Linked DNA regions of Homo sapiens: region 1 is linked to region 2. The links are chromatin loops, found by intact Hi-C in ENCODE. Cell type or tissue: mammary epithelial cell. All regions are shown on one strand. Links, peaks and the distances in the headings refer to the core of each region. The heading gives the core; the rest is flanking DNA. Region 1 holds the start of LOC105376011 (a long non-coding RNA gene). Region 2 has its middle 130 kb from the start of ACO1.

What was found. Hi-C counts contacts between places; a loop is a spot of excess contacts. Peaks named below come from ENCODE experiments on the same cell type or tissue, not always from the same donor. Only the 100,000 strongest peaks of a DNase experiment are listed, where the experiment ranks them.
Region 1: it touches region 2 in a loop (32-fold over the local background); 10 of 110 quality-filtered maps call a loop at or near these places.

What each region holds. Positions count from the first base shown.
Region 1 is chr9:31,909,833-31,925,744 of GRCh38, forward strand. All of the region lies in intron 1 of LOC124902137 (a long non-coding RNA gene), which reads left to right. LOC105376011 (a long non-coding RNA gene) reads right to left here and starts at 8,102. Exons shown (of 9, transcript XR_929543.3): 1 at 6,922-8,102; 2 at 5,424-5,501; 3 at 3,845-3,903; 4 at 2,179-2,322; 5 at 1-178. In mammary epithelial cell, for the core only: a CTCF peak has its summit at 6,931 (motif pointing right); no DNase peak of the experiment used is centred there.
Region 2 is chr9:32,244,186-32,260,097 of GRCh38, forward strand. No RefSeq gene overlaps it. Among named protein-coding and RNA genes, the nearest start is that of ACO1, 130 kb to the right of the region's middle. In mammary epithelial cell, for the core only: a CTCF peak has its summit at 7,450 (motif pointing left); no DNase peak of the experiment used is centred there.

The DNA.
Region 1 (15,912 bases), core at 3,706-11,705, 330 kb before region 2:
TCATTGTTTCATAATTTCAATATTTGAATTATCTTGCGATTGGCATTCATCTTCAGACCATAGTTCCCACGGTCAGAGAGAAGGATTCACCTTCCTGAAAGTTTTAGGTATTTGTTATGCTCACCACACACTACTACTCAGCTGCTGTGAAGCTTCAAAACTAAGACACACCTGGAACCTGGGTAGAACAGAAAAATAAAATGAAACAAAAACCTGAGGATACTGTCTCTGTCCCATAAAGGTTCCCATTCCTGCTTCTCTGGTGAAAAAAATAAAAAGAGAGAGACAGATATTCTTTTGGAGGTATTTCTGTCCATGCTTAGTATATAGTTTTAGGATTTGACTGCACTTGAGACTGTATTATATAGAATAAAACAAAACAAAACAAAACAAAATGAAAACAGAAAATGTACCACTTGAGTTTTTAGTATTTTCAATTCTAATTTTCTTACCCAATCTACCTGCTACAATTTACTGTTGAGAGTCCTCAGATTGCTATCTACTGCATTCGATCTAGGCTTCTATTTGTATTTCTTGGGAGAGGAGGGATAACGTGCTTATTCAACCTTATTTAAACCCAAAACTCTACTATTTATTTTTTTAAATTAGTTTGGCCTTTATATTTCCATTTTCAAAATTCTTTACTCTTTTCTGATTATTTATTTGTCATAGCATTCATTTTCCCTTTATGTATGTGATTTAGCTTTGTCTCGCTAATGATTTCAATTAGAAGGTTATAGTTTGAGATTTTCAAATATGATATCCCTTGTTCTATTTGCTTTGACTCTTTTTTTGGACAGCTTTCCTCAGATTTCTGGTTTCTTGATTTTCTACTTCTTATTTACTAAAATTTACTAACTAGGAATTTTGTGTTAGTGGACAAAATTTCATTATAGGGTAATTAGAAAATGAGTTGACAGTTCATTGGGGGAACTCCAAAATATAAATATGTGAAAATATTTTAAATCTTTCATTCTTCTTTTCAAGCGTGGAAGTGGAGTGGTGGTAAAATATGCTGATCTTCTGGGAGCTGGGTGGGAGAGTGACTCTCAACACACCAGCATTCAGTGTGAAGACATCCTAGACTGTCACAGTCCGCTGGAATTCTCCCATGCAAATATCCCCTCTGTTTTCAGACACTGGCCTTTATTCCTGCCTTTTTTTAATGTTGTTTGTCCAGACTTTCTTTAGGTCAGTTTCTCCAGAGAGTAAACATTTGATCCCCTGCCCAGGAGTGGGACATGGATAAAGAAGAGTTAACAACTTGGCCTTTTAAAGTAAGAGAGAGTTCAGGGACTCTGTCTGCTTTATATATTGTTTTCTAGCAATTCTTCTGTTTAATTATTGCCAACTTGAGTACCTTGTGTCTCCAAGTCCTAGGCACAATATCCATCAATGAATTTGCCCGCTTGTCAATAGTACTCTTGTCAGGAGGCACTTCAGGTTGGGCTCTCTTTACCTTGATAAGTCAGTTATATCTCCCCATGTACCCACTTCTCCCAAATAAAAGTTTTTATGCTGCAATCTTATTTTCTATATTTGTCTATATGGATTTCTATGGTTTGAACATGTCCCCCAAAAGTTCATGTGCTGAAAACTTGATCCCCATTGCAGCAGTGCTGAGAGGTGGGACCTTTGGAAGGCAGAGCCCTCATGAACAGATAAATCCATTCACAAATGAATGGATTAATGAATTAATGGGTTACTAAGGGGGAATGGGTTAATTATCACAAGAGTGAGACTGTTATAAAAGGCCAGTTTTGCCATGTCTTGGGAGTCCCCTCACCATGTGATGCCCTGTGTCACATGGGGTCTCTGCAGTGTTCCACCAGCAAGAGGTCCTCACCAGATGTGGACCCAGCATCCAGACTACCCAGCATCCAGAACCATTGGACTACCCAGCATCCAGAACTATAAGAAATACATTTCTTTTCCTCATAAATTATCCTGTCTGTGATATTCTGTTATAGCAACAGAAAAAAGACTAAGATGTGAACTTAAAACTTTATTGTCATTCCTGTAATAGCATTTAGTGTATTCCTAGGAGAAAGAGGTGAGAAACAAGATTTTTAATTTTTAAAATAGAAGTTTAATGTATTGTTTTACTTAAATAAATTAGAGATCACTAAGAGCTGATTAAAGCCAAAAAATGCCTTGATCCTTAGTGTTAAAATTTACCTTTCCAAGTTGGATCATGCACTTAAGACAATAATAACAAAACAGTGCTGCCACAGTTTTCTAAGTAGGTCCAAGAAGTAAATGAGTAAAAGACAAGTCCTTATATCTGATGCATTATTTTGGGTGACATGGTCCTGCAGGGACCTGTTGTAATTGATAAAAAGAAATAAATTATGTCTACAGAGAAGATTGCTGAAATTTGCATATCCTTTTTGTTTGAAGGATACGTCAGTACTCAACCTGACCCACTGGACTTTATTTGAATAAGAACCTTGGCAGGGGCCCAGCCCAAGTAATTTATAGTCTAAGAGGGGTAATTTATATTACATCCAATATCTTCTACCTTATTCCATAAGAAGAATGACCTGGCCCTGAGAGAATCTCGACCAGGCAAGAACGGAATAAAAAGGGAGAGGAACTGATATGTAACACTCCAATAGTCATAATATATACGTGGATTAGGTGAGACTGAAATAGGGCATTATTAATGCATTTAGCTATTTTAGGAAACATATACCACCTCAAGTAATGCAAACAGTCTGAGAGACCTTAATGGCAACTTCTGGTTAACTGTTCTGCTATTCTGTTAACATGTAAATAGAGTTGTTATGTGACTTGTGGTGGTTTGAAGAAACATTTTACTTTCAGTCACCAAAATGGTACTGTTTGAAAGCTGTTCTCCCAGATTGATGACAGTGAAGGTCATGGGCTTCAGCAAGGGAATTAGCAAGTACAGCAATGATTGTCTCAGGTTTTCAGAACATTTACCACTGAGATAAAACCTTGGTTTTTATTTTCAAGGATATCCTGCAGTAGGCAAAGTAATGCAATTATTCTCAGAGGAAGTACACAGTGATAGAACAATGGGAACACTTAAAAGGTGCCCTTAACCATTTTCACATAAAGGGAAGGCTGAAAAGCCTCTGTTCATTCATTTATGATGTCATTATAAAATGCCTTGGAAACCAAGATTCATGAATGTAAATTGCTAGGGAAGCAATTGACATAATTAGTGGAGGAGAAAATGTTCTTTAAAAATGTTTTTACAATCAGAGCTTAGATATAGTGGTCTTTGAATTTGTGAATACTGGTATTCAAGTTTGGCTTGGAGATGTTTTTTTCTTTCTTGTGTATCCATTGGGCATAAAGGAGTATTAGACTTTGTACTCACCTTGTTATTTTAAAACAGTGCTATGTGTTTGACATCAGTGGTGCCTGAGCATTTATGAATTTTGATCAACACTTTTCTATGCACATTCTATTCCAGACGTTCCTTAATATTGTTAAAATAAATTTCCAAGCAAAATGACACAATTTAAGACATGTCAAACTTTTAAAAATTGTCGATTTATTTTATTTTGGACGTGCCCAGGCCTTTCTAATTTCATAGTTTATGGTGATTACAACAAAAATAACCACAGAGAAATACATCAAATTCTGTATGTCAATTCTATAAGAGGCTTGATGGGATTTCATAGCAATGACTATAAAAAATAATCAGTTATAATTTTATTTCTATCTTAAATAATATTGAAAGGCACAACCTTAAACAGTAGTTTCCCATTGTGATTCAATATATAATTAAAACTAAATAGGCTTTGTAATATACTTATCAATTTTTTTATTTTAAAACATTATAATTGGAAGATGTAATAATAGTCCCTACCTTATAAGGTTGTTACATTTCAATGAATTAGAGTTCATGCAAAACGCCTAAAATCATGCCTGAAACATAGTAAACATTCAATAAATTATATTTATTACACAATTAACAATAGAATTTACAGTTTGCCTGACAATTACAGTTAGAGTTGAGTACGGTTTTATGCTCCACCATTAATCTTTTTGACAAATGTTCAACTTTCCTATATTTAGATTGAGCTCTTAATATTCATTTAAAACATCTAGGGTTATGTCTTTCATTTCAGTAAATACTTCCTAAACCTTCACAAATGTAGTGACTAATCTATACCCCAAATATTCTCTATAACCATGATCTGGTAGCTAGGCCACATAAATAAAACATAAAAATTACAGAAATTCGCCAATTAAACATGCCATAACTATATCTTAATAGCAGATGCTTTTTTCAATAAAATGTATATAGTGAATAATATTTTAAGACGGAGTTTCTCCTTAACGTTTAAAAAATATTCCTCCCCAGGTAAATGTTACACCAAAGGCAAATTTTGTTAATGTTCGATTCTCACACAGGAAAGTTTATAACAAATATCAACTGGCACAAAAACTGATTTAATGATTTATCTCCTCAAAAATCTACACACAAAAATTGAATGATTTATACTTCTCAGACTTCAGAGTCCAAGGTTCTGTATAAGTAACCTGTTCAGAGTCCAGGGTTCTGTACAAGTAACCATGTAACCTCAGTTATAAAAAAAAAATTTATTTGATGCTGCCAATGGGAAGGAATATAGCTGGCACAATAACAGGGGTTAACAGACATTTGCAAAATTCAGAAACTCTTCTTTCAAGAAGTTATAGATCTAGGAGTCTCTTTAGGAAATAAAGTCCATTAGTATGGGGCAGGAGACAAATAAAACTGAGACACATTGGGCCCATTCTCTAGAACGAGGGTTTTGGCATGTTCAATGGGTTGTCAAGTAAAGTTTGAGTCCCTAGCAGAGAATCAGCTGTAAATCAGGAATGGAAGAAGAGCCTGTATTTACAAAGACTGAGAATGCATAGAAAACACTGTGAATACACGTAAGAGACTCATGGCAGATACACATGATTTGTTCTTAGGTCAGTGAGCCTAACTCTGAGTTTTGCTAATTCAGCTGATATTATTTCTTTTTCTTTCTTTGCAACCTCCGCCTCCCAGCTTCAAGCGATTCCCCCTGCCTTGGCCTCCCCAGTAGCTGGGATTACAGGTGCCCACCACCATGTCCAGCTAATTTTTTTGTATTTTTAATAGAGATGAGGTTTCATCATGTTAGCCAGGCTGGTCTCGAACAATCCGCCCGCCTTGGCCTCCCAAACTGCTGGGATAATAGGTGTGAGGCACCGCGCCCAGCCTTAGCTGACATTATTTCTACCACTACCTTAAATGAGGTTTGACTCCTAGTACATTACCTGACTCAGGCTCACCCAATTCCCCAGCTAATCCAGGCCACACTGCAAGTGAAGGTCTCTAATTTTCCAGCTACCTGGGGAAGGGATTGGTGGGTAGTAGTCTTTTAGAAGCAAAGCCTGGCAAAGCCTAAAGATTCGGGAAGATGCCTCACCAGAAAATTTCCAGTTTGGTTCCATGACATGGACTCCAGCATAATCCCATCAAAAGCTTTTGTCTTTTTCTACTGATTCTGCAACAAAGAATTTCAATTAATAACTTCCTTTAAATGACTTCACATTATCTTGTGCTGTGACACTGGACTTTAGAGAACTTGATCTGATTCGCCAAATGGATCATGCTCTTTATACTAGCCTCAGTGACTGCATAAGAATGTGACTAGTAGGCCGGGCACAGTGGCTCGTGCCTGTAAACCCAGCACTTTGGGAGGCCGAGGTGGGTGGATCACCTGAGGTCAGGAGTTCGAGACCAGCCTGACCAACATGGTGAAACCCCGTCTCTACTAAAAATACAAAATTAGCTGGGCATGGTGGCAGGCGCCTGTAATCCCAGTGACTCGGGAGGCTGAGAGAGGAGAATCGCTTGAACCCGGGAGGCGGAGGTTGCAGTGAGCCAAGATCACACCATTGCACTCCAGCCTGGGCAACAAGAGTGAAACTCCATCTCAAAAAAAAAAAAAGAATGTGACTAGTTCATTCATATGGGTTCAGCAATCTTTGAACTGCACTCTAGCTCCTTCAGAACTTTCATAATTGATTTATATTTAGTTAATGACAAGGTAAAAAGATTTGACTGAGTGAGCTTAGGAATGCTCTAGTATAAGTTCACCACATTGGCCAAGCTTTAATTTAGTTCCTCTCTCTTTATAGACTCTAGCCCCATCTTTTTTGGGAAAGCAAGTTATGCTGCCAAAAGTCCAACTTTCACAGGTCCTAAAATCTCCTTCTTCGGTGTATTTTTCTCAGGAGTTAATGCTTGTTTCACTGTTTCTCTAATGATCAATAAGGTATGCCATAACCAACTAAAGATTCAGAAATTATGCATTGACACCAGAGTCCTCAAATCACCTGACATTTTTGATGGGTAAATCTGAGTTAACTGATTTTCTACCACATCCTTTTGGCAACACCCCCCCTCTTTTTTTTTTTTTTTAGGATTGCTTTCTATATTCCCGGTCTGGCTGCCTGCTTTATTCTATACTGAGCAGATGGGTCTCTTACCCTTATTCCCGTAGAAGCCAACATTTGGACCAAAGGCAGATTTACCTAGAGGCTAATTGGTCTTAAAAACTTAAGTGGCTTCTCACCTAAAAGACCCCTGACAGAGGTGGGAGTTGTCAGGTGTTCTATATGGAGAAGGAACACTTGGCTATAATCAGGAAACATTTCCATGTAATCATGTCCAAAGAGATCTGAAGGGAAAGATCTGAATCTCCAAGGACCCCGTCATTTGTTGTGATTGCTTTCCCTATCTCAGTAAATATTCAAGTTTGTACCTAATTTTGTATTCTTATTCTTAAAGAAGCCCCCTACCCCTGCAACCCGCCCCCAATAACAGCTTAAGCTTCAGTCCCTACAAAACTGGATCCATCTCTGCCTTTGGCATTGCCTGTTATTTTTGCAGCCTGCAGTGTTCCTGCCTTGTTAACTCACCAGGAGGTGGCAGGAGGATGCCTTTCTTCATGTTACTCAGTTCACACCTGGGGATACATTAGCTGTGCAAGAACTTGCTCTGGTTGTCCACACTTGACCTCCAATCAGTTTTGTTTGGGACATGCTGCTGCATCTCCTGCTCCTTAATTGGCTCAGTTGTGACTTACATTATCTTGTTGCTCACTTTCCTTTTTTTTTCAGTTTCTTGTCTCAGCTTCCGGGACTGTTTAGGTTTTATCTCTTCCCTATAGAACACTCTTTGATGAGAAATGTTACAAGGGAACCCTGGTGACTCTCTTAATCTGTGAAACAATTAATTGGAATTCTGTGGAGCATTCCCTATAGAAACACCTTTCTATGTAAGAAGCTAGTTAGTTCTCCTGCCTCAACAATGTTCATATCTTTGGAATACAATCTACTTAAATATGCAGAGGCAGTCCCCCTTCTGTGCTCTAGTTCATTCTGAAAACTGAATCCTCTTACTGAATATTCTATAAAAAGACAAAAGCTGTCAAATTAGGTTAAAAAAACAAAATCGAGCAATGTGCTGTTACAAGAAACTTGCTTCAGACCAAGTGATAAAGAACGGTTGAAAATAAAGGGAAAAGCCAAGAGATACCAGGCAAATGCAAAATTAAGAAAGGCAAAAATGTCAATATTTCATCAGAAAATCTTAGATATAAGCTCAAAAGTAAAAAGCAGTGTAAAGAGGGACTTTTACAATCATAATAGGCACAATTCATGTTGATATAGCAATTATAACACAATATACATCCTAAATATTTGGAAAGAAATTATATTGAAAATGTAAGGAGAGGTGAGAAAAAGCAAACTATAGTATATAGTTAATAAAATTATTTCAAGATTAAAGGTCAAAATCAGGCAAGGAAGGTGAGAAAGTGAATAACAGTAGATAAATTATAATATGCAAATGTATACACGAATATATGCATGTATGTATATATATAATCTCTGCACACACACGTACATATATATATAATCAATCTTATGTCCATTTATGAAAAAATCATACATTTGCTTGAAAGCTGTACATTTAAAAAGTAGAGATTACATAGATCATATACTCTAATATCAAATAAAAAAAGCAACAATATAAATATGTGACCAAAAAGATTAACATCCTTCAATATTTATAGATTAGAGGCAGTCACTATATATATATAAAATACTATATATATATAACTATATATTTAAAATACTATATATATAACTATATATATAAAATACTATATATATAACTATATATAAAAATTACTATATATATATAACTATATATATATAAGCTACACTAAAAGGAAATGTGTAGCTTTAAATACTAAAGAATAAAGACAAAAATATAGAGAAATGCATACCTTATTTTAAGAAGTTAATAAAAAGAACAATAAAATAAACCAAAAGAAACCTAGAAGAAAGAATAGATTATGGTAAACATGAAGTAAATGGAAAGGAAAACAACATAGTAGAAATAACAAACTATGAAAGTCTGAAAAGACCAGTAAAACAGAAAAGTTACCTTGAGACTGATTAAGAAGAGAGGTCACTTTGGGAGCCCGAGGTGGGCAGATCACGATGTCAAGAGATGGAGACCATCCTGGCCAACATGGTGAAACCCTGTCTCTACTAAATATACAAAAATTAGCCAGGCGTGGTGGCACATGCCTGTAGTCTCAGCTACTCGGGAGGCTAAGGCAGGAGAATTGCTTGAACCCGGGAGATGGAGGTTACAGTGAGCCGAGATCGCACCACTGCACTCCAGCCTGGCAACAGAGCAAGACTGAGACTCCATCTCAAAAAAAAAAAAAAAAAAGAAGAGAGATAAAAAACAAGATTAGGATTGAGAAAAGAAACAAAACTATCGATGTAAAAAATAGTTAATAATAAGAAACATCGCATGCAATATTATGAAAACAAATTTGAAAATGTAGGAAAATTTAGTAAAATTGACCTACGAAGAAATGGAAAAAATATTAATAGATATGTCAAAAATTATGAGATATGAGATTTTTTAGATCTACCCTTTAAAAAGCACTAATACTGAATAAGCTCACAAAACAGATAATACAGAACAGATAATTTCACAATATTTAAATTATTCCTGGCCAGAGAGACTAAAAGATCCTTACTTTATTCATGAAGCCAGCATAATTCTGATGCCAGAACCTTGTAAACCAACCAATAAAAAAGTAAAACATAGCTACTTTTAAAGAAAGACACAAAATTGCCTAATAAAATATTAGAAAGTGAACCTAGTAATAATCCAAAATAAAAATATGTAGGGCTTATGTAAGTTTCTTCATTATCATAATATGAATCAAGTAAATATATTAACAAAAATCTTATAATTTATAATTGTATCTATACATGGCTGAATATCATTTTATAAAATTTAGCAGGCATTCCCAATAAAAACTCTAAGTAAAATGGTTCGTTCTCTAAGAGAGTTATTTAAACACAATATAGATCATTTTTACCACAAATGTGGTAAGCTACAAAATTATATTTAACAAATTTGGAGCTAGTCAAAGGTACATTCCAGAATTTCATTGCATTCTTTCCTTAGTAGTTTTGGTTTACTACGAAGTTTTACATAGCAGGAATAAGAGACCACAAATGTGCCTTTTTCTCATCTCTGTTAAAGATTTTATTTTCTCACTAAAATTCTGAAATTGGTACTTTTACGTAGATTAAACTTCTTTCTCTTTGAGCTTTGAAGTGTGATGTGAAAAATCACTGAAATTCAATTATTCATAGTTTTGTTGTTGTTGTTTGTTTATTTTGAGGAAAGAGGTGGGAGAATATCATGGACTGTCCTTTTTTCCCACTAGCTATTTTTAGCAATTGCTTTACCCATTTCTGTTGGGCCTTCAGAGACCAACTGATTTAGAGGTGGAATTTCCTATCATTCAATTCTGTAATTATTATCTCAGACCAACACTGTGGCCCTGTGGGCAATTCAGTAAATAAATGAAAAGGGCCTAATAGTTGGGTGACACTGTGCCATGCTTAACACAATCTTACAGAAATAAGTCTGGTACAGGCAACATTTCATGAGGAATCTGCTTACTTCTCTGGCCAAAAATTTTTGCCCACATAGTTAAGTGTGATCCTTCGAATTCATTTTTCTTTGACAAAATTCCATGGAAGAATTTTTAGGATATCACACTTTATGGAGAATGTGAATCACCACATAATTATGATGTACTTAATAAGCATAATTAAAAACAACTTGCAAAAGACATATTAATTCTCACATGAAACATAAATTATTTGTCTTTAAGTTGGCAGTGAGGAGTTGGAGTTAGGTGTCGCTTTGAGAATGCTGGTCTTCAGCTTTGACCTGAATTCTCTGCTTGTGTTTCCTTAATTCTGCTGATCCTCTCTGGGGCCCCTCATTGTTACTGCTGCACACCAGTCTGTGCCAGAAGGTCAATTTTGTGTCAGGTCCCTTATAACAATAGGTCCCCAGTGGGGTGGTGTGGCTCACACCTGTAATCCCAGCACTTTAGGAGGCTGAGGCCAGCAGATCACTTGAGGCCAGGAGTTTGAGACCAGCCTGAGCAACATGGTAAAATCCTGTCTGTACTAAAAAGTTAGCCAGGCATGGTGGTGCACAACCTGTAATCCCAGCTACTTGGGAGGCTGAGGCACAAGAATTGCTTGAACCCGGGAGGTGGAGGTTTCAGTGAGCCGAGATCGTGCCACTGCACTCCAGTCTGGGTGACAGAGTGAGACCCTGTCTCAAAACAAACAAAAAAAAGTCCCCAACCCCTGGACCATGAACCAGTACTGGTCCATGGCCTGTTAGGAAGTGGGCTGCACAGCAGGAGGTGAGGTGAGCAGTGGCAGGCAGGTGAGTGAGCAGTACCGCCTGAGTTCCGCCTCCTGTCAGATCAGGAGCAGCATTAGATTCTCATAGGATCAGGAACCCTATTGTGAGCTGTGCATGCAAGGGATCTAGGTTGTACACTCCTTATGAGAACCTAATGCCTGTCTCCCATCATCCCCAGATGGGACTGTCTAGTTGCAAGAAAACAAACTCAGGGCTCCCACTGAATCTACATTATTGTGAGTTGTATCATTATTTTATTATATGTTACAATATAATAATAATAGAAATAAAGTACACAATTAATGTTATGTGCTTGAATCATACCAAAACCATCCCATCCCACTCCCAATCCCTGGTCCCTTGTGCCCAAAAGGTTGGGAACCATGCTCCTTATGATATTTAAAAATTTTTCAGTCTTGACAATCTGTAATTAATTGATAATATTTCTTTTCTTTTTTCTTTCTTTCTTTCTTTTTTGAGACAGTCTCACTCTGTCATCCAGGCTGGAGTACAGTAGTGTCATCACACCTCACTGCAGCCTCCACCTCCCGGGTTTAAGAGATTCTCATGCCTCAGCCACCTGAGTAGTTGGGAATACTGGCGTGTGCCACCCATCCCTGGCTAATTTTTGTATCTTTGGTAGAGACGGGGTTTCACCATGTTGGATAGGCTGGTCTCAAACTCCTGGTCTCAAGTGATCCTCCAGCTTCAGATTCCCAAAGTACAGGCCTGAACCACTGTGCCTGCCGAGATCTTACAGATACTATCTCTAAGGACTATCTCCTCACCACCAAGTAGGTGCTGTAAATGCCACTTTCTAATTAGTATTTACTCCAATAATTCTTCATTGTTACCTGTTTCATTTGGACTCTGGCTAGCTGTAGCGCCTCTGTTTTCTACTTTCTTCATTCTGCTTCTCTATGTGTGCAGAGATGATTGTACATTGCCTGGTTGCATGCAGAAATTAATTGAAAATAAATTTCTCTTGAAGCAGAAACATGGACATCATATATGATTTTGCTGGGAAAAAAAATTCTGACCTAGCTTCTGAGGATATAGCCTGTTAAACAGCTAGGTGCTCAGACCCTTGTGATCCTTCTGGCCATTTCTCAGGTTACAAAGCTGTCTCTGGTGTTCTACTTTTGGTGAGGCCTAATGGCAAGGAACACTGCATGCTGTCACTAAAGATAAACACATAAGTGTAGTTAGGATTGCCTCTTTCAGCACCTTTTGACCTGGAAGATGGAGTAGAGGGGATATCTCTATCAGTGGCTATCCCTCTGTAACCTTGCCCATGTGATAGATTTGGGGGCACACAAAAGAAAGCAAAGGATGGAAGAAATTTGTCATGGCATCTCATGGGTTCCCTAAAGTACACCTCATTCTTCTCTAGGAGAGGAGAGGCTGCAATTTCTGTCACAGGACAGCACTCTAACAAAATATTCCCAATAGGAAGCATAGTTTTATGAAACCAACCATACGATATGCCCAGTTGGCTCGCTCTGTGCTATATCTCAAACAAGCACGAAATCAGAATGTAAACCAACAGCTACATCACCATGGAAAGACTGTTTACAGTAGTAATTATAAAGGCTTCTACAGTTTAAATCAATAATCTGGTAACTATCTGGAGTGTAGTCCATAAAAGCTGACTAAAATCAGATCCTTGAAGATATTTCCAGTACATCCTCTGGTTACAGTCTTATTAGAGGATTAAATTCACCATAAAAAGAGCCAATGCAAAGTCATAATTCAAGGCTGCAGACAAGCAGGGGGAATTACAACTCCTTACCAGCTCACTGTCCATGGGATTTAATCCTCCAGAGATACATGTTGGTACTTGCATTAGGGGAGTTGAGAGGCCCCTGACAAGCCACCTAACACTCATACCATGGTATTGGACGCTGCCATTGTGCCCTAACCTGGGCCACTGTGGGATATTCTCATCCCTAACCTTCCCCACATCCATACCCAGACCTCCACAGTGGGTGAAGGCTATTGGCGGAATGTGAGCCTCTTCTCACTAATGTGACCTGGAACAGCTACTGATGGAGGCTGGCAACAATCTGGGACAGAAATAAAAAAGGGAGGACGAGTAGACCCTGGGGCACCAGGGATGGGTGGCAGGTGGCCGATAATCACACATGGAAAGAACATGTGTGAGCTGACACTCCAAGCCCTGCCTTTTGCACATGTTTCATTGTCCCATTGGACTTTAATTACAAAACACAGATTCAAAGATGAAATTATTATAAATTTCAAGACGGCAACCACAGAGCATTAGACCCTAAGCATGAGGTCCTTCTTAGCATGAAGCCCTGTGTAACTGCACAGGTGGAACATCCTGACTGTAAAACACAGAAGGTTCTCATGATATGGGAGGCATTGCTGTGTAGATAAAACAGCCTTGCACTGGAATTAGGAGGCTTTTGGTCTACTATTGACTTGACGACTGACCATGATGTCACTATACCTCTTTGAACTTCAGTTTCCTCATCTATAAAATGAAAAAATTTTCAAGTTCTTTTGCACTAAGTTTGAATCTCTAGGAGTGGGGTTTCAGAATCTGTGAAAACCTACTTAGGTCTCTAGGTTTTTGCTACCCAAAGTATGATGCATAAACAAGCAGTGTGAATATCACGTGGGAGTGTCTTAAAAATGCAGAATCCCAGGCCCCACACCCAGACCTACTGAGTCAGCATCTTCATTTTAACAAGATTGCCTGGTGATTTGAATGCACACGAAAGCTTGAGAATCACTGCCGTAGATGACTTTGATGATCTGTGAAACCATCAATATAGAATATTTCTATAAACGTTTTAATCTTGTGCAATAGCTAAACACCAATGGCAGTTAATGGTTAATGCCTACATTGGATTATTAGGTAAATTCGTCAAGGAGGGTCTTTGCTTTAAGTTATGTTTTGAGCCCTAAATGTGTATTTGTTTAAATTGTTTCATTCTCTTTTCATTACAGTCCTTAGTGACTCCTTGCTCATAAAAATTGATTTAATTTTTCACTGTTATTAGGAAAAAGAGGAAGGGATCTTACATCAATATTTTCACCAACTGTTCATGGCAATTTAAACATCGGTCTTCCCTTAAACTTCAATAGGTGCATTTATTAAAACAATGATTACTATAATGACCTATGACAATTTTTTTCCAGCTACAGACTTTAGTTTCTCTTCAGTCTTTAGCTTTGATACCTATATTATGTTCCTAAAAGCAAAGTGATTGCATTAGATAAAATTTATTCTGAAGTTTTAGCCAATATCACCTTAGGTAAATATGGTAATTTCTCAAAACTAGTGATGAGTTTCAGACCTATTTTCCGCATTATGAATTTTTTACTCAGAACCAGTTCAGACTGCCAATGAAGACTGACTATAGAAACCTCTGTTCTCTATATGTTCTTCCTGGCAGAGCCTACGTTATGTATGTTTTCAGCACAAAAGATATCAGGAAGCCATTTAAGTTTTTCCCTTCATCCAATTTATGTCCCTTTAAAGAAAAAAAAACATATTTTGTAAGTAACATTGGTAAAAGGCATGAGATGATGTGTTTTCAGGCAGTGAGGTCTTGGAGTCTTAATTCTTAATTCTTCGATTTTTGACACTGATTGGAGCCTGAGATATTTCTCAAGATGGATGTAAGAGGAAGGACATGGAACAATTTGCTAAGTAGCATCACTCTGCATGAATTATTGGCTGATTCCAGGGAGTATGTTGGCAGGCTGGCTTACAATGGAATGGGCTTTGTTCTTTTTCCTTGGCTCATTTCTAAGTATCTGCTGGGGGCATTTTTAGATCTGCCATGTAGCAAACACAGCTCAGAATTCTTCAAAAATTTTAGAGTAAATTTCGCGGGTTGAACTGACACTTTTTTTTTTTAACTGCTCTCTCTCTCTCTCTCTCTTTACCTCAAATGTAGCTTGCCATGTGTTGACCCAAAGTAGGGGAAGGGTTAGAGAGAGGGTCAAAAAGTCCGTCAACTACCGCCTTCCATGTGAACCAAGAGGACATTGATGTGAGTAGGTAATTATCAATTATTGCACAAGTATGGCAGCTGTTCCTCTCCAGGGACTCTGCCCCTCCCTGAGCCTTCTCTGGCTGTGCCCACTCTTCATGGAATGAGGAACCCACAAGACCAAGTGGACATGGTCCATACAGAGTCCAAATCCCAGGTCCTCTTCTAGATCAGACTTTGGATACCTAGGAACCTAAAATTCCCACCCAGACTATCCCAAGCCCACCTCCAGAGTCTGTGTTTACCTGTGTTTTAAGGTAGACTGTGATGTTGGTGTGTGTATCTCTAGGCAAGAGGGAGGCCAGGGGGCACTGGGGAGAGGTTGGATGGAGTATGTCTTTGTGGACTGCAGTGTCTACCCAGTTATGTGTAAGATTCCTCAGGGTGCAAGACAGAGGCAGGGGTGAGAAGAGAATCTGTGTATGTGCCCTAAGATGCACAAATGTTAAAACGAGACTGATGATGAGACATGTCAGCAAGCAGGCACGTAGTCTCATAAGCCAGGCTTAAGTAGTGGCTTGTAGCAGAGGGAAAATGGAAGCATGAAACTGGTGTTTGAATCTCAGCTCTGCAACTTATTAGCTGAATGAAGTCTTTCCTGTTCTTTAATCTCTCTGAATCTAGTTTACTCATTTCTAAAATGAGAATAATACTTACCACAACAGTTTTAAGTAAGGATTAAATCAATAAGAGATTTTTATATACATATATACAGGATATTATGTGATGGAATCCATTTATCTATCTATCTATCTATCTATCTATCTATCTATCATCTATCTATCTATCAAGATAGGGAGAAAGAGAGAGAGAGAAGAGATCCTTAAGAATAAGCTGTAGGTAATATTAGGCATATTTTTTGAGTCAGCAGCTAATCTTTTCCTTTAAGAATTTTCTTGTGGAGTTTATCTACCCAGAGGCACAAAGATTTTCCTGACTAAATGCATATTAATTATTTGTTAAATTTCAGCTTTAGAACATTAAGTAATCCTCCCATTTTAGTAACCCACGAAAATCTATCTTTCCTCTCTCAATCATGAGAATGTTCTGCTATAAATTTTCCATCCCGGTTTACCTGCTTATCACTGCTTCATTTACAGAGATATTCCAAAT
Region 2 (15,912 bases), core at 2,985-10,984:
TTCAAGTGAAAGTCTGAGGTATTTCGTTAGAAGATGAAAGAGTCAAGTACTTAATGCCCAATCTTTCATTCCCTTATCCTTTGATGTTTAAAAGCTTGCCTAGCTCTAAAAGAAAAAAAAAACACATCATTTTAATGAACACTGCAATTAAGAGATACATGCCCTGGAAACTCATCTCCTTTGAGCTGCTCTGATGTCGGCCTTTTCCTGATTTGAGGTCAATAAAGTTATGGTGTTTGCGTCTCCCAGGGAAAATCCCTCTATGTAAGATCATTTGACTCACTCTGGCTTCCCCCAATCCTCCTAAGAAGCTCAATCTGCAGATCAGAGCTGGCTACTCCTTTTCAATTAACATTCTTTCAGATTTGATCATCGTCCTTGTCTTCATTTATGTCAAATGGTGCTCCCGTGGAGACAGGCAGCTGATTATTCTAGTCTAACTCAGATAAACCTTATTAAAATAACCACCTCCCTTATGCAAATCTATCCATCACTTTCACCTTGACAGGCCCTTGTCAGTCTGGTGCCCTGCACCATCTCTGGGTCCCAAATGGTAAATGCCCCCACCCCAACGCTGCACCATCAGCATGGGGACACTGTTAGCAAGATGCAAATTGCATATGGAGATTTTGAGTCATTTGCTTCTTTAGAAGTTGAATTCCACTCAGGAAATATTAACTAAAGAAGCAGTGTAGTTTATGGGGTAGTTCCAGGTATCTAGGCCAATAAAATGCCAGGTCAATGTTTTGCAAGGCGATTCCATGACAAGTGGCATAGAGAGGAATAAGAGGTTTTCAGACCAGACAAACCCCAGATTCAGCATAAACACCTGTATAGGAAGACAGGAACTAATGCTTTCTGCTTAATATGAAAAATTGCCTGGAATTAAAAAAAAAAAAAGAAGAGCCAGTCATGGGAGAGGGAGGTCACTGCTGCCCCAAAAACCTTCCCGATCACCTCCATCCTGGTCATGAGCCACAGCCTCTTGACTGTAGAAGTGATCTGCTTTGTCCTCTAAATTTAAACTCACAATGGGATCATAAAGGGAACAGTGCCAAACAAACAGCCCCTTGGTTTTTGTGAGGATTATTCCTGAGAGCTCTATTGGTCTCCAGTAACATGGGCCTGATGTAGGCGCAGTAAGGTGATGGCCCTCTCAGAGGCAGGAGCTAGTGAGTCTTACAAGATGACTGTTTCCTATTTTCCCTTTGTTACTCATGGAGATGACTGAGGACTATTTACTTCTCATATATGTCGATGTAGTCAGTGTAATAGTCCTAAGATGGATTGGCAGACTCCCATGGAACTGGGTCATACCCCTTTGAAAAAGTCTGATTAAACTTCTTTGAAAAGTCATTGGAGGGCTCATGACCATGGGATGGCATAGTGCCTCCTCCCCCAGTGAACAGACAATTAAAATCAGGGACAATGAGTCAAGAATGGAACAGTAGTAAATTTCAAAGAAGGAAAAAGTTCTGTGCTACTAGATGAATCTCTGAGTATTCAAGAGCTTATAAACTAAGACCTCAAGAGATAGTATTCTCCTGGGAAACCTGGCATGATGCAGCTTATTGATAGAGCTGTGAGTATTGCTACCAGAGCTGTAATGACCAGCCAGCACGTAGGGGGAATATGACTTAGAAGGAGTTGTAGATTCCCTGATACAAGAAATGAGATATCTACAAGGCCAGATGTGATAAGTTGGTCATGCCAAATGACATGATCTTGCCCCTCTGGGAAATGTAGTATAGAGAATCCTATTTTTGAAACTTGAAAAGATGACAGAGTTTGATTACCAAGTCAGTAGAATTTCTAACATTTGCTCCTTTCTTGAATATGTTCCCTTCTGATCAAATGTGGCTAAAAAATTTGCAGATGAAGTTGTGTCTGTCCCAAGCTTCTCTTGATTTTATATAATCCATCCTCCACAACCTAGCTTAGTAACTATTATGTAACTTATTTTTATCATTAAAAATAATTATTTTGAATTATTTTTAATTATTTTAATGGGTAATTATTGCTTAACTTATTTTTATTATTCTTGTTCTGACAATAATTCAGTGGTTTCCTATTGCAATATATAGCAAATCCAAAAATCTTTAACATGACTTATGTTAAACAATTTCTTTCTGGCTTCTTCTCTCCCCATTGTCAATGGTATAGCCATCCTGTGCATAAATGGCACTTTTTTTTTTTAACTTTAATGAGCCAGGCTTTCTCACCCCTCTGCCTGGTTTCCCAGCTCCTTCATTAAACTAACTCCTCTCCATTCTTCAGGTTGCAGCTTGAATCTACTTTCTCTAGAAAGCTTTCCTTAACCCTCACATTGCATTATGAACCTCTCCTATGTGCTCCCACAGAATCGCATGTCCATTCTATCATGCTACTATCACACTATTATTATTGCTTATTTGTTTATAATCCCCCACAGTGCATAAACATTTTGCAGGAAGATACTGCATCTTGTTTATCTTTACATTTCCAGCACAAAATAGGATCTCCTGAATGAATGGATGGATGGATGAAAACATTATTGTTACTAAGAGGCAGAAGACCTGCATTCAAGTCAACACCTCGCTATTTATCCTTAATCCGAAGCAAACCATAGACTCTCTGTGGAAGAGAATGTAGAAGTAGAAATGTGATCTTCTGTCTCCTTAAAACCAGGTGGCTAGACTAGGCAATTCCTTCATGGTCCTTATCAGCAGTATGATCAATGTCTCCATATGCAAAATATTGCAAGATATGTTGAGTTGCTCTAAAACACGTGCAAGACAAGCACCCTGGGCTCTCTGAAGAGGAGGAAAGATGAACAGTCTCTCCAAATGCAGATTCAAAAAAATCTCTATTCTAATTGTTATGTGAAGGAGAGAATTAACTCAAAGAATCAGTATAGAAACATGAGTACGTGACCTGATTATGCCCAGTTCTGCTAAGATCCAAGTGTTATTAAAAACTAGCCTTAATTAGGCAAGACTATGCTCTTTGTTTATTGGAATTTATTTATTAATTTTTATCATAGCTTCCAGTTTTCATTCTGGCTGTTTATTGGAGCCCTTCTTTAAGTGAGAAATGCTCACGTGTGTGTAATTTGAGCATTTCCCAGTGCTAACCTCCATTTCACCTCTGTCACGCTTAGGCAAGGACAGGATCCTCCCTGTTCTAGCAGAGCCTTGGCCCTGTTTTAGCTGGCATGCAAATGCAGAGTGTGATCCATCATGTTTTATTCAATAGAGTCACTGAGAGAAAGGGAAAGGAAATTGTTGTGAATTAAATGTCCTTGTCTCTTCAGACAAGAAGATAAAAGTTCTGATTGATTGCCGAGATGGCTAGAAATGGAAGTATTAATGCAAAACAATGATTTTGTTATGTTTCTATTCTCTAAAGTGTTGCAAGTGGCAAGAAAAAAATTTTTGTCCCAGAAACAGACTAAGAGAGCTTTCTTCCTTGCCAGAACAAGGAAATTTGGTGAAATCAGGAAGCAGGTGATGGTGAGCCCAGGAGTGGGGTCTGGAGATCTGTATTCCAGTCCTAGCCCTGCAATGTTCCCTTAGTGGCCTTGGACAAGTCATTTCCTATCCTGACTTCGAATTCCTTAAAATAGGAGGATTTCGCTAGAGATGAGATCTGAAGTCTCTGTCAGTGCTTGCAGTGCTATGAAATTCTTCTTCTTAATTAACTCAAGCAACAGGTCTTAAGTAGAAGCCATTGTCTGGGGATGCTACTGACGTGCTCTGCCTACTAGAATCTTCAGTAATATTACCAGGAAGATTCTAGCAAGTTCTGCCATTTATCTCCAATATATGAAGAAATTATTCTACTAGGAATTTCATAGTAACAAAGAATGTATAAGGTGTTAAGTGGTTCCATAAAATGGATTAAATTTGACAATTTACCAAAGTTAACTTAAGTACAATTATGTAAACCATGAACTGTATGTAATACACAATGTGATTTTGGTGTTAGCTTCTATTGACTCCTTTCTTTAAAAATGGGAAAATATTTAGGGTTGAGGATTTTTCATTGATTTTGTAAATAATTCTGTTCTGGTCCAGATCATCCTATTTTCCCCCTTCCTCAATATACAATTTTCCCTGATTCAGTGAATCCCTGAATTCATATAGTTCCATTTCCCAAGCTTGCAGACAGAAATACTGGCTCTTTGATGTGTCAAAAGTTTTTTAAGTGCTCACAGAGAATGCTCAGTACTTGGCTACAGTCGCCCAAGGTTCAAAGTTTAAGTTGAGCGCCTTTATCTACTATATTTCTTTGTTTTCCACTTGGACATTGCTGAAAACTAAAGGAAGTTTGATTTTCTCCAGTTTGAGTGTGTATTGCAGAGAATCTAAAACAGTTCTGAGGGGGTGTGTGTGTGTGTGTGTGTGTGTGTGTGTGAGAAAGAGAGAGAGAGAGGCAAACACAGAGAAAAATACTCTTCTTTGAAAGCTAAGAGAAAAATACCAGATTCTATAGCTCAAAACATTCTATATGATCTCAGGTCATGCTCAAAATTAACCACTGGGTCAGAACTCAAATTCTGTATGAGGCCAGATTTTAAAATAAAATTTAGGTATTTGTCTTAAAACAAAAACCAGGCCACTTTCAAAACTTACTCCAACAAAGACATGATTTCTTAAAGCAGTCTTGAAACGTTCTTTTATTTTATGTATGTTTCAGCTTTTTGGTTAAGTATCTGATTCTTAAAACACAAGTACAATTTGTAGCCTGCAAAGTTTGAAAAGTAATTCTGTTTGAATCAAAAGAGATGTTGATTTGATGACTGCTTTTGTTCAAAACAATCATGTCATAATTTATATGCTGTAATATCCATATCTTAATACTAGATCTCCTGGATAAACTGGTTTTCTCTACTACTTTGATAATTTTATTTTATTCAAAACTTGTTTCTGGATGCAGGAAGTATAGAAAGCTGATATTCTGGTATTATGGGTAAAACTGATGAAGTCAAAATTTTCCCCTTGGTGAAATGACTCTCAGATAATAAACAATGATCTTTCCCTCAGACCACTAGTGCATAGCCACACACATTGTGAGTAATTCCCTAACACAGTAAATTAACAAATGTAACTCAAATGAACTTAACTTGTTAAGAGTGTAGAGTTAATGAGCCTGAAACATCTGAGATTAGTTTAGGAGAGTGAGCTTGGGCAGGATTCAAAGCAACACACTGCATTCCAAATACTAGGAAATCTAGGCCATTGTCACAAGAAAGAGTGGAGCAGGAAAGTCAGCGAGTATGTCAGTATCCACCCATCATCCTTCAAAAAAAGGCAACTAAAAATGGGTAGGTAGAGTTTAAAAGTTATCATAGCTAGATACCTTATGGAAATGAGTGAAGCATTTCTAAGTGTATTGAGCTTGGAAGATACATATAGACATACTTGTAAATTTTGTATTTGTATTTATATTATAGTCTTTATATTAGACTATATATTGAGTCTTTGGTACTCTTATTTTTCATAATTCAGTTTGGAAGTGCATTAAATTTACCTTTGTCCTATCTATTTTTAAAATGCTTACAAAGGAAAATAAAGATAAAAATATAATTATAAGGAAAATTTTATCCTTCTTATATCTTTAAGAATGAACTTTTACATCTTTGTTACCCAGGCTGGTCTCGAAAACTTGGGCCCAAAAAATCCTCCTGCCTCTGCCTCCCAAAGTGCTGGGATTAGAGACGTGAGCCACCACATTTGGCCTGAAAGATTTCAAAGCAAACAATAAAGACCAAAAAAAAAAAAAAAAAAAACAAAAACAAAAATCCTAGTAGAAAACAAAGGAAAATATTTTTTGCAATTTTGAGATGAAAACATTTGTGCAAACAACACAACAAAGCTAGGAATCATCACAGAAATAACTACCAGATTCAAATTTATAAAGCATAAAATATTCTACATAGAAAAAAGTTTCCGTAAGCAAACTGAAGAAGACTAATGAAGTTATTTTAAAAAATATTTGAAATATGTATGACAAGGTAGCAATGTACTTAAGATATTTTTTAAAAACCTATAGAAATTAATGAAGAAAAGAGGACTCCCCAACTGGGAAATGAATAGGTAGAGGTCATGAACAGGCTACTCATAAAACAAGTAACTTAGGATGAGAATCTGGTAAAGGTCTGGAGGATGAGAAATTGGATACAAGAATAAGAAAATGATATGGAAAATGTGGAGAATGGACTTAATATGGAGGAAAGGAAAGGAATTGGGAGAAAAGTCTGGCATAATTAAACTGGAGGCAACCTAGACAGCCTTTAGGGTCTTGGCATGAAATAGACCTGGGTCTGAGTCTTTTCTCTGATGATGACAGTCACATAGCCTTGGCAAGTTGCTGGCTCACATGATTCTTAGTTTCATCATTTGTAATTTTTTTTTTTTTTTTTTTTTTTTTTTTGAGAGGGAGTCTCGCTCTGTCGCCCAGGCTGGAGTGCAGTGGTGAGATCGCGGCTCACTGCAAGCTCCGCCTCCCAGGTGCACACCATTCTCCTGCCTCAGCCTCCCGAGTAGCTGGGACTACAGGCGCCGCCACCACACCTGGCTAATTTTTTGGATTTTTTTTTTTTTTTTTTTTTTTAGTAGAGACGGGGTTTCACCGTGTTAGCCAGGATGGTCTCCATCTCCTGACCTCGTGATCCACCCGCCTCGGCCTCCCAAAGTGCTGGGATTACAGGCGTGAGCCACTGCACCCGGCCTCATCATTGTAATTTAAAGTACAGTTGTGAGGACTGAGCAAAACAATTTATTTGACTCAGTCAACTCTGTCTCACCTATGCATAGCCTGGTGGTTTAGTAAGACTGATTTATGCAACTCTGCCTCCTGCTATGCAGGGACCATCCAGTCCTGGAAGAGCAGACCAGGCCTCTCTGTTCATCTTCATGCCCCGTCGATAAACAATCCTTCCAAGGTAAAAAGCAAAGTGGACATGAGGTTTTCAGATCTGTCTAAGCTGTCTGCTCCAGAAGACAGCTTTGTTGACTAGTTCGTGAAGCAAATGTAGTCAGTTCAACAACCACTTTTTTCCAGGAAAAAAAGCAGGATGGATTTTTTTAGGGCATACAGGATAGATTATAAGCGCATTTGGTCTCTGTTATTTTATGTAGTTTTCTTTTGCAGGGTGGGGGGTTAGCATTTGATTCTTTTTTTTTTTTAATTTGGTCACCTTTTATGTAATTTATCTGCTTTTACTAAGGAGAATAGTCCCTTCTGCTGCAATTGTATTCAGAAATCCCCTTCATTATTCCAGAGATGGAAAGAAGATCATGACAGTAAGAAAGTAAATAAATGCTAAATACATTCATAAAGAAAAATGAAATGTTTCCTAGGAACGAGAGGGGAAAATATAGAAAGAGAAAAAGAAAGGGATGGAGAGGAGGAGAGGATAGCAACCAGTGGTTGCACACAAAAGTTTTTCCGTCAAAGACTGCCACCTGGTGGAATTGTAACTGTGCCTGTTCCTTTGGCCTCAGCTAGTTCTGGAAGGAGTCCAGAGTAATCAGACGCAACTGACCTGCGAGCCTTCAAAGCTAAATAAAAAGCGGATGAATAAATGTCGGTGCATCAGTAGATTCTAAATCTTGACAACACAGAAGGCTTATTTAATTTGATCCCTGTGCATCAGAGGCTTTAAACTGTCATTAGTCAGGCATGCTGCCACTCTCTTTTTGAAGGCTAGTGCTGTTTATTGGGCATAAACCAGCTATATTTCATGTGAGCAAGTGAAAGGAAACAAAATCTCTTGTGCTAAAATAAAGAATAAATATAAATGCTATTGTCTTATCCTGCATAAGCCTTCATGGACTTCTTTTCAAGGCATTTAAATAGTTTTCTTAAGAAAAAGTATATATTTGAAATTTTGACCAAATGAAATAACCACTGACACTTTTTTAAATGTCCCAAAGTGGTTTAAATTAGACAAGATTTTTAAGAGATTAATTCTACCCAGTAAGAAGATAATAATATTGATGGACAGGAATATATGTTCACATTTAATGTTTTCTCTCTATTCTACCAAACATGACAATGAAATTATACATATAAGGAATTTAGCCTTAACTCCATGCCTGCACACTACATTTCTGACTTCAACAAGGATTACTACACTGTATGTCAAAAACATATTTAAATGTCAAAGGCAACTTTGTATTTCTAAGCCTTTGTATTGCCTTCTTATCTGGTAGAGAAAAAGGCAAATAAGATTGGCTTATTTTTTACTTCTGCCCAGAAAAAAAAAAAAATCTTAGAGCTTCCATATTCTCTTTAATTACATTTTCTACCTCTAGGCTCCAAATTTCAATTTTCATTTACAGATTTCTAAGGTTTGCCTAATTTTTAAAGAACAGCTCTCTTTATTCCCATCCTGTGAGTTGAATACTCTGGACTTAGCTGTTTTCATGCCCAGATTTAATGACTGTTCAGCTTTGTGCAAAAAAAAGAACAGGTAAACAGATCCAAGGGGATGCTTTCTCTACTAAACTTATGTCAGTGAAAAGTTAATTGATTAAATTAAAACATTTGACATACTCAAATAAAAAACAGAAGTTAACAGTAAGATTTTCATTTGGGTACCCAACTTAAAAGCTTGACAAGAAACAAGAAATAGGTCCAGTGTGCATACAATACTTATCATTCATTTAGATGAGTCACTTAATATGTTACCAAAAAAAGCAAATTTATTGAGCATACAGACAATAAAGAAATAGTCTGCAAAGCAGAAGAACCAAGGAAGTAAAATTTCATGGTATCCAAGGTACAGAGTTTAAAAAAAAGAAGTACATGCAACTCATAAGTTAAGTAAAATAGACCTGAAAAATGTCCATTAGATATGACAATGAAAGAGCTATTGGATCGAGGGAAAGCAATCTCAATAGAATGATGAAGGCATCCTCTGCCAGGATGCAGTGGATTGAGGAGAAAGCTGGAGGCCGGGCGCGGTGGCTCACGCCTGTAATCCCAGCACTTTGGGAGGCCAAGGTGGGCGGATCACAAGGTCAGGAGATCAAGACCATCCTGGCTAACACAGTGAAACCCCATCTCTACTAAAAATACCAAAAAAAATTAGCCGGGCATGGTGGCGGGCGCCTGTAATCCCAGCTACTCGGGAGGCTGAGGCAGGAGAATGCCGTGAACCCAGGAGGTGGAGCTTGCAGTGAGCCGAGATGGCGCCACTGCACTCCGGCCTGGGCGACAGGGCGAGACTCCGTCTCAAAAAAAAAGAAAGAAAGAAAGCTGGAATAGTAGAAGTGGGAATAGCATTATTACTCTTTGAAAAAAATGTGGATAAAAGAGGAAGACAACAAAAAGGGGATTCAGGGTCCCACACAGGACTTTTTTAAGGACAAAGACCCATGAACATATTGATTTACTGCAAGAAATAATAAAGACAGTGGAAAGACAGCAATAAGGATATGAGTAAGAGAGAATGACTAAAAAGGAAGATCATGCTGGATTTAAGGAGAAGGGGTATCATTCCTCCTTTGTCTGGAACTGGAGCAAAAGTTGGAGGAGATAGTTGCGTATAGGCATACGTATTAAGGTACAGGGAACCAGCACACATCCAGTGACCTAAATGAGGTAAAAGGTAAAGTAGCTGTTGGAACTAAGGAGTGTGCAGGTTGACCACACAGACCAAGGGAAGTGGCAGAGATTGGGAACAGGAAAAGATGCTGACCAAGGAGAGTCCCCTGCGTGTGAGAAGAAGAGAAGCCAATTATCACATGAATCACAAGCTGGGTTTTTTCTGGGTGTCAGAGAAGGAACATGAGTAACTTATTTTCTGTGCCAAAATGATTTCCAGTAATTGTTCACAGAATGAGATGATGGACACTGATACTCTATGGTTGATCTTTCACTTTAAGTACAAGTATACACACCACCTACTCCCCAGCATATTAACATCAACTGTCATCATCATGAATTTGCACCTGCTGCTAAGCCTCATCTCATCTCCACCACTATCAGCCTTCTGTTCTCAAAAATAGTTAGAGGTACATTTGGCAATTTCTTTCTCTTTCTTCCCAACAAAGTTTTGTAGTTTCTTCTGTTCCTAATTTGCCACTTGCAACTCCCCTGGCGTCTCTACAGTTTCTGAAATAATACAGTATCTTCACAATATTAGTATATTCCTTACACTAAAAATATTCCATCCATATTTGCATGTTTGATTATCATACAATAGGCAGATAGTTAAAGGTTGGAGATCCAATTCTAGCCAAGATATTTTTAAGCAGCAAAGGTTTTTTAGATACAGCCCCCAAATTACAAATTATAAATGATAAAAATTGATAAATGTGACTACATCAAAATTCAAAACTCTTGTACTACAAAAGACAATGTCAGAAAAAAAGACAAGCCTCAGGTGTGGAGAAAAAATTGAAATATGTGTGGCAAAAGATAATTTTTTCAAGAAATGGTACAAGAACAATTGGATATCCCTATGCAAAAAAAATGCTCTTAGAACTGTACTTCATATATTAAAAAATTAACTCAAAATGAATTATACTTGATCTTAGCCAAAAGGCCAAAAAGCAATTCAAAATGGATCATATATCTCAATGCAAAGCCCAAAAATTATAAAACTTTTAAAAAGTAAATAAGAAAAAAAAATCCTGGAGACCTTGGGTTAATCAAAGATTTCTTAGATACAACACCAAAAGCATAATCAATGAAAGAACAAAATGATAAATTTGTCTTCAAATTTAAAACTTCTACTATTAAAAGACACTCCTAAGAGAATGAAAAGGCAAGTCATTAACTGGAAGGAAATTTTTGTAAAACATATACCTGATAAAGACTTGCATCTAGCATATGTGAAGAACTGTCAAAACCAAACAATAAGCAAACAAACAGACCAGTTTTTAAAATGGGCAAAAGAATGAACACAAAATTTACCAGAGAAAACATATAGATGGCAAATAAGCATACGGAAGCGTGTCCAACGTCATTACTCATTGAAGAAATGCAAGTTAAAATCAGATATGACCACATACCTATTAGGATGGCTAAAACTAAAAACACTGACCGTATCAAGCATTGCAGAGAATGTGGAGGAACTGGAACTCTCAATCCTGTTGGTAGGAATGCAAAATGGTATGGCTACATTGGGAAATAGTTATATTGTTTCTTAAAAAACTAAATATATACCTACTATATGATCTAGCCATTCTGTTCTTTGGTATTTACCCAAAAGAAATGAAAGAATATATCCACACACACACACACACACACACACAAAAAAAAAAAAAAAACTTGTATAAGAATGTTCATAGAAGCTTTATTTATGATAAGCAAAACTGTGAAGCAACTCTAATGTCCATCAGCAGGTGAATAAATAAATTGTGGCATATCCCTTTAATGGAATATTACTTACCAATGAAAAGGAATAAATTATTGTTACATGCAACAATATTGATGGATCTCAAAATATGCTGAGTGAAAGAAGTGAGCCAATATAGGGTACATACTGCATGATTCCACTTCCATAAAATTCTGGAAAATGTAATCTAATTTACAGTGGCAGAAAGGAAATCCATAGTTTCAGCAAGTTAGCAGGTTATGGAGAAACAGAAGAGATAGACTACAAAGGAGCATGAAGAAAATTTTGGGCTTGATGGGTATGTTCATTTTCTTAATTGCAGTAATGACTTCACAAGTATATACATACGTCAAAACTTATCAAATTGCCTACTTTAAATATGTGTTTATTATATGTTGATATCTCAAAGTTGTTTAGAAATGTCACTGCTACCTGTGCTTTCTTCATAGAAAAGCATAAACAATATAATGAACATCTGTGTGTTAACAACCCAGCTTAAAAATAAATTATTAAAAATATATTTAAAGCTCCCCAAATATACCTTTTGCACTAGGTAGAGGATCTCACTTCATCTTTAGTGAGGAGGACCTGCAGAGATCACAGAATCTCACATTTCCCTTTTGCAAATGTGTACAACAAATAATACCTAGTTCTCATTGCAGAGTAAGAGTCCAGTCATTTCCCACAAATTCTTTTGCCATCTTCACATGATGTCAAGCTCAAGAACTTTCTCTAGGTGGTGGCAAATAGAGAGCCCCTTTATCTAACCACACAGACCTCATCTCAATTCAAAAGAAACATGTTTGGATTCGCTCCAGCACTGCATAGCTAGGGTATTGCTCTGCTCCATGAGCGGCAGATGGGGCAGGATGACTCTGGGCAAACTCAGGTGCATGAATGGCTCTTTTTACTTCCTAGCTGACTGACAAAGGTGGAACAGACCCTCCACTTGTGCTTTATCACTCTCGGCTGTCCATCTTTTCGTGCATTATATATTCTCTGTCGGAAATGACAATGTTTCTGCTGGAAAAGAAAAAAGGAGTTCAGCCTGTCAGCAGTGTAGTGGGAAGTAAAAGCATTTCACAAGTTCCGATCTTATCTTAGCAACTGCTTTTCTAAATATTTTGCAATAGTACAGTAAGAAAGCTCTTTTTCAACAATAATAGAAGAAAGGCCTTTTTCTAAAATGTTATAACCCAAAAACATCAAAGAGTTAATGTCAGGCTGAAATGGGAAGAATATACTCTGCCTTAAAATTAATCTTTAGGAGTAAAATAAGTAGATTCCTTTTTTTTTTTTTTTTTTTTTTTTTTTTGAGACAGAGTCTCGCTCTGTCCCCCAGGCTGGATTGCAGTGGGGCGATCTTGACTCACTGCAAGCTCCACCTCCCAGGTTCACGCCCTTCTCCTGCCTCAGCCTCTCAAGTAGCTGGGACTACAGGCGCCGGCCACCACGCCTGGCTAATTTTTTGTATTTTTAGTAGAGACGGGATTTCACCGTGTTAGACAGGATGGTCTCAATCTCCTGACCTTGTGATCCGCCCACCTTGGCCTCCCAAAGTGCTGGGATTACAGGCATGAGCCATCATGCCCGGCCATAACCAAGTAGATTTCTAAGCAATTATGCCTATTACAGAAAATTTCAGCATGTGGAACTCTCTGGGGCCTCAGAGACCACCATGATCAAGACCCTCACTTTACAATGAAGGAACTGAGGCATGATTGCTTTATTGTCTTCTATTTCGAAAGCATTCTAAATCTCTAGACGGTCACCAGCATATGCCTTTTCAAAACTTTCCAACTATAGAACAGTAAGGTTTCAAGAAAGAAATGGTGGGTGGCTCTCCTTCAATGGAACTAAAGTAAACAATCTATAAAAGCTAAGTAAGTTTTATTCCACTAAGGAACAAACGAACGACTGCTTCTGATCTAAGTTTTTCCAGTTTTCCTGAAATTGATGCAAGAAAAAGAGATCAGTTGCCTACTCTTCTGCCATTTCACAACTTGCACAACACACATGGCCCCATAATCAAGCAACAGATTAATCACGGCTCATGGCATAGCCCTGAATCTCCTCACTTCCATAGGCCAGAAAAGCTGACAGGCATGTTGGTTATGAGGGTCTAATGGGATCAACTGTTAGCAAGATAAACAACCTCTTTATCAACACTGCCATAAAAGTAATCTTCCAACGGTAAATGTGTGATCATGCCTCTCCTTAAAATTCCTTCATAGTTCCCCAGGCCCTCGGTGTAAAGTTTAATTTTCTCTGTTTCTCTTTACAAAGCCCTTCATAACCTGTATCCTTTTTTAATAGCCTTATTGAGGTATAACTAATATACAAAAAAGGTGCATATTTAATATGTATAATTCAATGAATTTGGATGTAAGCATATATCCATGACACCATCACCACAATCATAACAAACATCCATCACTTCCAGAGGTTTCCTTGTGTCCCCATGGGTTTTTTGTTTGTTTTTTGGTTTTGTTGTGTTTGTTCTGTTTTGTGGTAAGAACACTTAACACGAGATTTACCCTCTTAACAAACTTTTAAGTACACATACCATATTATTAACTGTAGGCACTATGTTGTACAGCAGATCTCTAGAACTTACTATGCTTGTGTAACTGTAACTTTATATTCATTGAACCTATCTCTTACTTATCTAAGATCCTTTTCTGTCTTCACTACTATGAGCACCACCATCACCACTCTTCATTCTACCCCTGCACCCTGCATCCCAGACAAATATTTGAAATTCTCCAATCAGGCCTTGTTCACACTTTCAAGGCTAGCTCATCTGGCATTCTCTTCCTTGAATGTGCCTCTCCTCTTCCACCATCCTAAGTCTACCTTGGTAAATGCTCATCTGCAGTCAGCTTCCAGTAGGGTGCACAGCGATCCCCATCTCCTTGTATTCATACCCTTGTGTAATCCCTTCCCTTGTGTGTAAGCTAAGCTTAGTGACCTGCTTCTAATGAACGAACTATGGCAAAAGTGATGAGGTGCCACTTTAGAGATTAGATCACAAAAGACCATGCCTCTGGTCTTGCTCACACTCACTCTCTGCCTCTTCTTCCTTGCTCACTGGGGTGAAGCAAGCTGCCATGTTGTGAGCTGCTCTAAGCAGAAGCCCAAGTGGCCAGAAACTGAGAGAAGCCCCAACTGCCAGCAAGTAACTGAGGCCTTCAGTCCAAAAGCATATGAGGAACCGAATCTTACCAACAACAATGAGTGAGTTTGGGAGCAAATCTCTCCCTGGTCAAGTAGTCAAGATAACTGCAGCCCAGCTGACATGTTAATTGCAGCCTCCCAAAAAACTAAGCAAGAACCACCCACCTACCCCATACCCAGACCCCTGACCCAGTGAAACTATAATAAATTTTGTTGATTGAAGCTACAAAGTCTGGGGAGTAATTTGTTTCCCAGCAATAGATAATTAATATGTTATCTCTTGACACTCAATTAACTAGTATCTGCCAGCCTAGAAAAAATTAACTCCTCTCTTCTTTATAACTAACCATGCCCTGTACTCCTGCCTCTGTCATAGAATTGTCACGCATGTGCTTCTTTGCAGCTTTGTCTCTCCCATTCTACTTGAAGATCTTTGAAATTGGAACATGTCTTTTAAAATTTGTATCCCAAGATCCTAGCACAAAGCATGTTTGTGAATTGATGAATGGAAGTGAATTAAATTATAACTTATTCTCAAAATTGAAATTTTTAAAAGACTGACAAGTCAAATTTGCTTTCTTACAAGTACAGGGAAATATGCTGGGAATTACCAGAATAGCATAAAACCCTCCCTCTTAGAGGTCTCTTTTTTATTCAGAGACAACCCTTTACTGACCATATCATTATCCAGTGTGGTGACTGTTTAAGATGACTCTTCCTGGGTTGGGCGAAAATTCAATTAAAATGGAAATCATTCAAGCTAAACATTCTCAGAAATAAAAATCACCCACTTCACACAATGAGAATCACCTACTGATCTATTTTGCCTCTTCGTAACTGCTCAAAGAAGGTCCCTTCTACAAGGAGTTAGATTGGAAGAATAGGAGGTTTGATGAACACTTCCCCAAGAAAAAGGGCATAGGTTAGAAGTCTAACAGGTATTCTAGTTACTTTTTCAGAAGGAGATTATAAAATATTTTTATATGCTTATTATATATGCTACCTCCTATTTTTTCATGTCTTGATTAATATTACAATGCATAAAATCAAAAGCCCCTAGATTTGTCTTCTAGGAAATGGAGTGTGAGACTTTATGGGCCACTCTATCGTGCTGAGCGACAGAGGGATTGTTTGAGCTGTAGAGAGGCTGAAAATATTAGAGAAGATGGAAAAGAAAGTTAACTTTCTGAGACTGCCTGCAAGAGAAGAAACTAAAAATAATCAACTTCCTGAGACTAGGTATCTTGTCTCCCATTTGTTAACACATCAATCCTGTGCTACAAAGGTAACAATGTCTTCCCATAAGGTGTTGGTCTAGACTTCAGTTCACATTCACTTTCCTTTAAGGAGCATTTATTGAGCAGCTTCCCTGTGCCAAGTTCTCTGCCAAGGGAGGTACCATG